Regions from separate parts of the Homo sapiens genome. Here region 2 is linked to region 1. A link is a contact called in ENCODE Hi-C or POLR2A ChIA-PET data. All regions are on one chromosome and are shown on one strand. The core of a region is the stretch at or near the end of the contact, and the rest is flanking DNA. Distances in the headings are between cores, read along the strand shown.

The links. Hi-C counts contacts between places; a loop is a spot of excess contacts on that map. ChIA-PET counts read pairs that join two places held with the same protein, here RNA polymerase II (POLR2A). Pooled maps may share reads with other maps.
Region 2: a loop to region 1 is called in a pooled map, with 2.1 times the contacts of the local background. The contact joins two enhancer-like sites. A Hi-C loop is called at or near these places in 3 of 168 maps with a recorded cell type or tissue (GM11168, GM12878 and endothelial cell of hepatic sinusoid), 37 of 37 single-sample maps with no recorded cell type and 12 of 50 pooled maps. POLR2A ChIA-PET finds 5 or more read pairs at or near these places in 9 of 52 experiments (GM10248, GM12878, OCI-LY7 and 5 more).

Annotation. Positions count from the first base shown.
Region 1 is chr6:234,699-239,320 of GRCh38, reverse strand. LOC105374870 (a long non-coding RNA gene) reads right to left here. Exons shown (of 3, transcript XR_926357.3): 2 at 4,206-4,318; 3 at 2,187-2,688. Among named protein-coding and RNA genes, the nearest start is that of LINC03066, 32 kb to the right of the region's middle. RefSeq lists an enhancer at 3,198-3,287. Within about 2 kb of position 3,245, at least 10 of the 41 ENCODE cell types and tissues checked have a DNase peak (open chromatin) inside an H3K27ac peak, as active enhancers do; they include OCI-LY7, where a contact is called at or near this core.
Region 2 is chr6:310,797-315,502 of GRCh38, reverse strand. It overlaps DUSP22 (dual specificity phosphatase 22), which reads right to left. Exons shown (of 7, transcript NM_001286555.3): 3 at 3,541-3,623. Among named protein-coding and RNA genes, the nearest start is that of DUSP22, 21 kb to the right of the region's middle. RefSeq lists silencers at 982-1,161, 2,003-2,072, 2,323-2,382. Within about 2 kb of position 1,563, at least 8 of the 41 ENCODE cell types and tissues checked have a DNase peak (open chromatin) inside an H3K27ac peak, as active enhancers do; they include OCI-LY7, where a contact is called at or near this core.

The sequences.
Region 1 (4,622 bases), core at 1,996-4,495:
CACTAGACCAGCAAGCCGAGTGAGGCGGTTACTTCTCTTCGTAGTTCCACAGTAAGGAGCTATTTCAACTTCATCTAATGAACTGCAGTCTTAGGGATGGACAAAAACCAGCCCTAGAATGACTAACAGGGCTGTGCCTCTGGTGCGTCTTCACTGCCACTCACAGTGGTAACTGCAGCGTATGGACAAGCATCTGCCTCTGACTGAGGAGACATTTATTCATAAAATAAGAGTGTGCCTTTGTGTCTTTTCTTTTCTTTTTTTTTGAGACAGAGTCTAACTCTGTCTCCCAGTGACACGATCTCAGCTCACTGCAACCTCCGCCTCCTGGGTTCAAGCAATTCTCCTGCCTCAGCCTCCCAAGTAGCCGGGACTATAGGTGCACACCACTACGCCAGGCTAATTTTTTTGTATTTTTAGTAGAGATGGGGTTTCACCATGTTGGCCAGGCTGGTCTTGAACTCCCAATCTCAAATGATCCGCCTGCCTCGGCTTCCCCAAGTGCTGGGTATCTTTCCATTTAATAAGTTCTAATGTTTGATAACAGAGCAGTGTGGCTATAGTTAACACAATGTATTATGTATTTCAGAATAGCTACAAGAGAGGACTTGATGTGTACCCAACACGTGGAAATGATCAATATCTTGACTAGATCATCACACATTCTGTGCATGTACCCCACAAATATGTACTAATATAGCGTATCCAAAAAAATTAAAGTCAGCATATTGAAATATCATAAATAAACCAAAGTGAAACTAACTCCCCAAGTTAAATAAATGGATTCTCTTTTGTGTCTCAATTTCTTCAACATCAAACCTTTTTTCATTTTAGTGAAGTATATTCTTCCAGAAATTAATATTGATTAACGTTAATATGTTAATATAATGTATATAGTAAGAACTCCCTCTCCCCTTACTAAGAAACTTCCCAACTACAATTTTCTCTTCAAGATTCTTCATGGTGCACATATCGTTTTAACATGCCACTTCCGTGTGTGTTCAAATCCTTTGTGGGACGATTTTCTTGTCCTTTTCAATTCTCCCTTCCCAGATTTGGTCTCAGGCTTCAACAGCTCCTGTGTTCTTGGATTTCAATGTCGCCAGTGATCATTAAGATCTGTTTGGCTCATGTGCTTGTGGGCCAAGTGATCCATTTTATAGGAAGAACAATGAGGAGGAGCGAGACAGTCAGCAAGAAAGTGGATTTACTGAAACAACACATGGGGCGTGGTGGATCTTTTGTTTGTTTTGGAAGGTTTTGCTTTGTTTTTTGGTGAACTCATTTCGAATTCAGCAAGAGGTATAATCTTTAACTTTCAGCTACAAACAAAACACCTGTCTCATTACCAGCCTGGGTAGGTGTGGAACACAAATGGTTTTTCATTTCTGTGAAGTATTCTTCGAGCTTGTATAGCCAAGAAGGCTTAACACTGTGCTGTTTTCTATTGGGCTTTCTGTGGGAGAAAAAAATTTGATGAAAAGAAAAGAATAGGCCGGGCGCAGTGGCTCACCCCTGTAATCCCAGCACTTTGGGAGGCCGAGGAGGATGGATCACTTGAGGTCAAGAGTTGGGGACCAGCCTGACCAACATGGTGAAACCCCGTCTCTACTAAAAATACAAAAATTAGCTGGACGTGGTGGCAGGTGCCTGTAATCCCAGCTACTCGGGAGGCTGAAGCAGGAGAATCGCTTGAACCCGGGAGGCGGAGCTTGCAGTGAGCCAAGATCGTGCCACTACACTCCAGCCTGGGTAACAAAGCGAGACTCCGTCTCAAAAAAAAAAATTGCATTTTGCACTTAGCAATATATCATTGATTTTTTAATATGGTGAAATATCATGTACAGCAAACTTTCATGGCTGCATGTTTCCTCCATTTTATGGAAGTACCCTAATACATTCAGCCAATCCCCTATTTGGGGACTTTCAGATTGTGTTGAATTATTAACTAATATTTAAGCAATACTTAAATAAATATTCTCTACATATATTTTAGGTGCATATGCAATTTTTTGCACAGGATTATAATTCTTCCAAGCAGAAGTGATAAGTGCTCAAAAGTTTTAAGATTTGTGACACCAATCACCAAGTTACCCACCACAAGATCTGATTATCATTTACATTTCTCCCATTAGTGACTGAGAAAATCCACGGTCCCCCAGCATGTCCAACAGGGACAACAGGGGTGTGCATTTGCGTTTATTAATATTTGGGCAAAAATGCCATTTCACTTTTGTTCTGTGCCAAGATCCTGGTTTTTGCTTGATCTTTCAGAGTCCTGAAGTCATGTGAAAGCAGACAAAAGTTAAACAGGCTGCAGCCACTAAGGAGCTCTCCTCCTCCTTTAGGATCAGAGTGATGCGGGCTCAGGGCTTCTGCCTTTTCTGTTGTTAGCAGACTTTCTCTGAAGCCCCAGGGGACTCGAGGTACAGTAGTAATGGGGGGATGGCTACAGGGTAAAGAAATTACCAGGAAAGAAAAAATGGAAATAGTAATTTGGGAAGATGGGCCAAGACTGGGCATGAGGTTTCTGGGTACCCAGCATGGCTCCAGCAAGAGAGGGAGCGGGGGGTGCTGGAGACTGTGGACAGAGCAATCCGGCCTTTGAGTCAGCAAAGTCCTGGGTGGGGAGGGCTAGAGAGCCTGATGTGGCTAAAAACAAGCTTCTGCCAACAGGTGAAATGGGCACTAAAGGAGAAATAAATTTCAGTTATTGAATATCAAAAGGGTTCCAGTTATTGTCCACACAGATTTGAGGTCCGAAATACAAAACTCCTACGTGATGGTAACCGTTCTTTTTAGAACCTCCTTCTCTCCATTACTGCCCCAGATAAAACTCCCCCTAGACATGAGCTTCCAGGGCCATGGAGAGAAGGCAGTAGGGTTGGGAAGGACGCAGGTTGTGGAACATTCCATGAGGATGTTCTTTCCATATTTATTTTTACTGCTTGGCCTTCTAGACCCAAATTCTCTAATTTTATCTTGTCAGTCTCTGTGAGTAAAAAATTCCACCTCTTCTCTCTCTGCTCTCCCCAGAGAGAAGTTTCTCTCTGTGAAAGAATTAACCACCCTGCCCCCAACAGTCATCAGTGTGTGGGTGACACCTCGTCCTGGATGAATCTTTTCAAGATAAGTTTCTTTTCTGCTTCATGGTATGTGAAAAAGTGGAAAATGAGGTGGAGAGAGAGAGACAGAGAGAGCAAGAACAAAAGAGAAAGTGAAAGAGAGACGGGGAGAGAGCAAGCACAAGAACAAAAGCAAGAGTGAGAGACAGATGGGGGGAGGGAAGAGGCAGAGGGAGAGGGAGAGGAAGAGGGAGAGGGAGCAGGACAGCTAGAGGGAAGTCAGCTCATCCTAGGAAGTTTCCAAACTTTTTCCTTTCTCTCCCTCCCCTCTGTTTTCCTTTTAGTTTGTCCCTTTACCTCCCCCTCCCCTTCCCTCCTCTCCCTCTCTCTCTTCTTTCTTCTCTTTCTCTCCTTCTTCCTTCCTTCCTTCCTTCCTTCCTTTCTTTCTTTCTTTCTTTCTTTCTTTTTCTTTCTCTCTCTCTCTCTCTTTCTTTCTTCCTCTCCTTTCTCTTCTTCTTTTCTTACTTTTCATTTTGATTGGGAAAATATTTACTTCACTCATCAAAACTTTCATCCTTTTGGAAGAAATCCTGACTCACAGTTCTAGGCCTATCTGGGCTCACTGAGGAAAGGACTGGGGGCATGGGATGAAATAGAGACTTCTTATGAAGAGGATTTCTGAGGAGGGATTTGAGTACAACTCACTGAACTTGGGAAAGGATAAAGATCACCCTCAAGGCTGGGCTCGGTGGCTCTTGCCTGTAATCCCAGCACTTCGGGAGGCCAAGGTGGGCGGATCACCTGAGGTTGGGAGTTTGAGACCAGCCTGGCCAACATGGTGAAACCCCATCTCCACTAAAAATACAAAAATTAGCTGGGTGTGGTGGTATGTGCCTGTAATTCCAGCTACTTGGGAGGCTAAGGCAGGAGAATTACTTGAACCCGGGTGGCAGAGGTTGCAGTGAGCTGAGATCTCACCACTGCACTCCAGCCTAGGTGACAGAGCGAGACTCCATCTTAATTAAAATAAAAAGAGAGAGAGAGAAAAAGAAAAAGATTGCCCTAGATGATTGACAGCCCCTCAGGAGGCCTCTTTCATCTCACAAGTTTCCCTCCACCCAAGGCACTTTCCCCTCTCACCTGCTTCTATCCAGGCATCATCCAGGGAAGTGACTTCAGCTTCAGAGGAACAGGAAGGGCAGGGGAGAGGAGATGACTACGGTGCTTGGTTCCAAGCAGCAAACCCCAGGCATCTGGAAGGGAGGCTGTTGTGGAGGGGCTGTTCTTGTTTACCAGCAGAGGGAGAGGTACCACCTTCACCCCCATGCACCTTTGCTTCCCTCAGTCTCTACACATCTCTCTGTCCCTGCAACCTAGAGGCCCCATAGGCAACCCTCCAATTTGTCACAGGCTCTTTCTCCTGATCACAGTAGTTAATAAAGATTCCTGGGCCAAAAGTCAGAAAGAACAAAGGCATCTTCTCCAAAGCTGATAGTGAGACCTCAGGAGAACCAGCCCAGCAGTGACCTATTTATTGCACCTAGTAAAGCTTGTATC
Region 2 (4,706 bases), core at 314-2,813, 78 kb before region 1:
AGAGAACAGAGGCAGTGGGGCATGCTGGGAAAATCCCCAGTCTGGGAGAGGAGTCCCGGCTTCCCATCAAGCTACCCAGACAGCCATGGGAATCCCAGGCAAGTCCTTTCCTGTCTCCCAACGTCCAGGTTTTTGTCCACCCAATGATAGAGTTAGGCTTGCTGATCTCTAGACCCTGTTTAGCTGGGATTTCTGTCTCCGACAGAGAGCAGTGGGGCATAGAAACGGGTCAGAGCTCCTCAGAATCTCAGATGTGAATTTAGGGCTTACTAGAGAGCTTGAAGGTCCCCAGGTTTCTATTACGTTTCTAAGATCTTCATTCTGGAAGGTCTACCCCTTAGCTACTCTTCTGAAGAGGTAGTAATTGGAGACATAGGCCTTTTTCCCTTGGCTGACCACCTCACCCATCATGGTCCAGTGGATAAACACATCTTCTCTCATCCACCCAAGACGCATCAGAGACCACCCAGCCACTCCCTGACCAGAGGCAAGGCACAGCCACTCTGAAGGCCTGATAACAGTACCTTCTATTTTCTTTTTCCAGCCAGGCTGCTAGGAAGAGTACAAGATGCTATGAATGCTATTTTGGGAAACCCCAACCCCCAACAAATTACCCAAATAATGGGGTCCAATCTAATCCAACCAAAAGCAACCAAGTCACAAGTTCCTTAGTTCCTTCCTAAGTAAAAATGGGAGCCTCCTTACTTACATCCCCTGGATTTCACAGGACATGTTCCATGGGGGTCTCAGTAGGAGGCACATCACATAAGCAAGCACATACAATGTCTCCCGGCTCACAAAGGCTGATACATGTCTGCACAATAGGGCTCTCAAGCCTTTATTCCGACAACACAACTGTGAACCTTCCAGAGGGGAATAAAGTGTGCTAAGTTTTCTAAACTTGCATGGCCACATCCAACAATATGAATACCCTCTCTCACTTAGTCTCCATCACAATAAAGGCAGAACTAGAGTTTCCAAAAGCCCTTTGTAACTGATGCTAAGTAACCCAGAGCTTTAAACTCATTGAGATGTTTGTTGGAAATGACCCAAAGAAGTATCCACAGTGTAGTGCCCAATACGTCGCTTCACAGCAGCAGGGCTCGCAGGACACCTGCATGGATGTAGCAGGACCAAAACCCTTCCATTTTAGACAGTAGCTACCTTCCCACTTCCTACCAAGCCCCAGCCTGGGGCTGCCCAGAGAAGCCAGCGGCCATTCAATAAATACGTATGGTTTTGAAGATCTCGGGAAATAAATGAGGCCCAGCTCTCTCCTCTCCCACCATTTATCACCCTCACTTAGGGGCTCTCACCAGCCAGGGGTCAGCTCACTGCATTTGCTTGACCTCGCACAGTCTCCCCGCTCACCTTCATTCCCTGCCCCATTTCTCTCCCGGGATCAGGGCTGGCAAAACAAGGAGCTGCTGAAGCACCAAACCCGTCCGCTAATTCCCCACCGACTCCAAACACATCATTTCCCTGACTCATCTCAGGCTGCGTGAGGACACAGCTTATGGATCTGGATTTGAAACTCAAGACAGAAGACTGCCTTTGTGCCCCAGGCAGACAGCTAAACAAAGATTTGGAACTTCTGAGACTATAACTTAATGTGGGCACCACCAATTCAAATAACTTTTGGCCCCTCACTTTTCCCCACTGTGCAATCAGAGGCTATTGTTTTAATTTTTAAAATAAGAATATATCATGAATTACTTGTGAAATTAAAGATTGATAAAATGCTAAGAGGGGCAATACTAATACATTATGCTACAAAACAGTGGCATAACAATAAATATAAAATCACATGGAAGTACTTATTATGAAGCTAAGATAATAATAGCACCCGGAGACTACAATAGGGTGTCTCCAAGTAAAAGCTGTCCCAGTGAAGAAAAGGGGTAGCACTTCTCTCTCTCTTTTTTTAAAGGCAGAATTTGTCCTTACAGACTGAGCTACACAGGGAATAAAAAGAATGTGTAGTGTGTTGTGTCGGGAACACAGTTTGCCCACAGCTCTGAGGTTTTACACAATCAGCGGGCTCTTTATACCTGGGTTACAAACCCACCTGCTTTACTCGCTAGCCTGTGGTTTCCCAAGTGATAAGGGCTGGAGCTCTTTGATTTCTAACCCTGGCAGATCTCCTATCTACACAGAAGTTACAATGTGAGCAGATTTAAGGGTCATGTGCACACATGACAGTGTGTTCCATTTAATGGAGTATGAAGCAGGGAGGCAGGCCTGGGGCTGAGGGTGGAGAGGGCATCTCTGCAATTTATTAAAATAAAGGAAACCTCAAGCCTCATCTTGTGATTTAAGAGGAAGTCAATCATGACCAGTTTGCAGTTTAACTTAGCATCTTGGCCATAGCTTGGCTGTATTTTAAATACAAACTATTGTTGACAGATTAAAAAATGGAGTGGTTATTTTCAAAGGAACTGTTAGGCTCCAAAAAAATGTTTTGTTGTTGTTGTTATTTCCAATAAAATCATGCTGGAACACAAATTACAGCACCTTAGCAAAAAAAAAAAAAAAATTATGAGCTAAACAATACAAGGAAGTAGGAGCTCGGAGATCTGGAGAAATTAATTGAGGTTTGTTCACCACCTATGATTCTCTGGTACTACAATGTTTAGTAGAATCATTTATTATTCTACATTCTCATCAATTTTAGCTTACTTTATACTAACTAAAATCTGGCAGCCCTAATGGCTAAAGAAAATAGATACATTTGAAATAAAAAACATTACCTACTCTTGCCTAATATAAATTTAAATGAAAACAGCCTGAACCAGGATTCTTTCTTTCAGAACAAGCCACCCCTCCCTTTCCAACACCCCACCCTAAAATAGAAAAACACATACACATCACAACCACACAGCATTATTTTCTAAAAGGAGGTAACTCGGGCTCTGTCAAGGCTAATAAACATAAATAGATTTTACCTCTAGCCAACAGCTCAAACCGTCCATTAGGGTAAATTTAAAGATGTTTTTGGAATCAGTGCACAAGCAGACACACCCTGTTTACCCCGAAAACCTAAAACACAACAGCTTCTACACCGAGAGTCTCCACATTAGAGCGGCCCTGGGAACCCTCCAGGACGATTCACCTTCTGTTTTCTGTGACCCCTGAATGCCAGTGGTAGCTATTTGAGTTTAAATGGGACAAAATCAGGAAATGAGCAGGCTGAAGTTTTTTGGATTTTAAAACCAGAGATAATTCTGAAAGGAATGAAAATGGGGTTTAAATGTCCTTAAGGTCCAGAGGGAAATGCAGCCTCAGCTTATTCCTAGGCATTTAGCCACGAAAGCCAAAGTGGCAATGCAGCAGGAGTGTGATCAGAAAAAGCACACACCCTCGCGCCACGCTACAGACAGCGTGTTAACATCAACACGGCCTGAACACAATGGGAATGCCGCCAGAGATCACAGGAGTACGTTCGCATTGGAGAGAACCTGGTTGCCTTCATTAACGTCGTAGGTACTCCCACGGAATACAAATGAGGACACCCACACACGCCCCACGGTGCTCTCTTACCTCCAACATAGGCCTGGCACTATCGTGGACAGACAGAATATGTGTCACCTTGTTCTTGCTCAATTGTTCCGCGTCTCTGGCATCTGTCAGAGAAGAAAGGGGATGGACATTTTGATATCTTTGCAAGTTAATTACTCCTAAAGTCTAGCCAGAAAAAAAAAAAAACCCACAAAATGACTTGCATATTTCTTTCCTGAAACTTCATAACTGACCATACATGTAGGAAACTTAGGGCTACTGCTTTCATATATTTTGCCTAACTTTATTTCTTTTGTTTTTTTTTGAGACGGAGTCTCACTCTGTCGCCCAGGCTGGAGTGCAGTGGCGCCATCTCGGCTCACTGCAAGCTCCGCCTCCCGGGTTCACACAATTCTCCTGCCTCAGCTTCCCGAGTAGCTGGGACTACAGGCGCCCGCCACCACGCCCGGCTAATTTTTTGTATTTTTAGGAGAGACGGGGTTTCACCGTGTTAGCCAGGATGGTCTCGATCTCCTGACCTCGTGAGCCGCCCGCCTCGGCCTCCCAAAGTGCTGGGATTACAGGCGTGAGCCACCGCGCCCGGCCTTGCCTAACTTTATTTCTGATTGTCTCATCTTTTGACCCAGAGTGAGAAAGAAAAAAACTTTCTATGAGGAAGAAGAGTCCCTTTAAATGATCAGGTGCAGAAAGGCCTCTGTAATATAACAGCAGTCTCCTCTCCCTCCCCCTTGAGCTAAATGGTTACCTTGAAGCCATCTGCTATGTGGTCCCTAGACTGATGCCAAGTAGACATAAAATGCCATACATCATAGTTCAATATCGTATAGCCAGGCACTAACCAATGTTATTTCTATAAACCAATGAGAATTCCTGCTGAACAATTTTTTGTAATTGCCACTCTCCTGATTCGTCTTTTTTTCTTTAAAAACTTGAGCCCCTATTTTACTCTCCGGGGCACTCCCCAAGGCAACCTGAAAGTGTGTTTCAGGCTACAGTCCTCAAGCTTGGCCCAAATAAACCCTCTGTATTAATTTTGCCTCAGCTTCTTCCTTTTAGGCAACAAAAGTGTTAATCTAGAAATTGAAATGCACTTAGATTAATAAACATTGTAATCATGATGGATTACATGGATTACATCATCAAGAAGGTAAATTTACGAGACCATTTTGTAGTTAGCATTTGTAAGA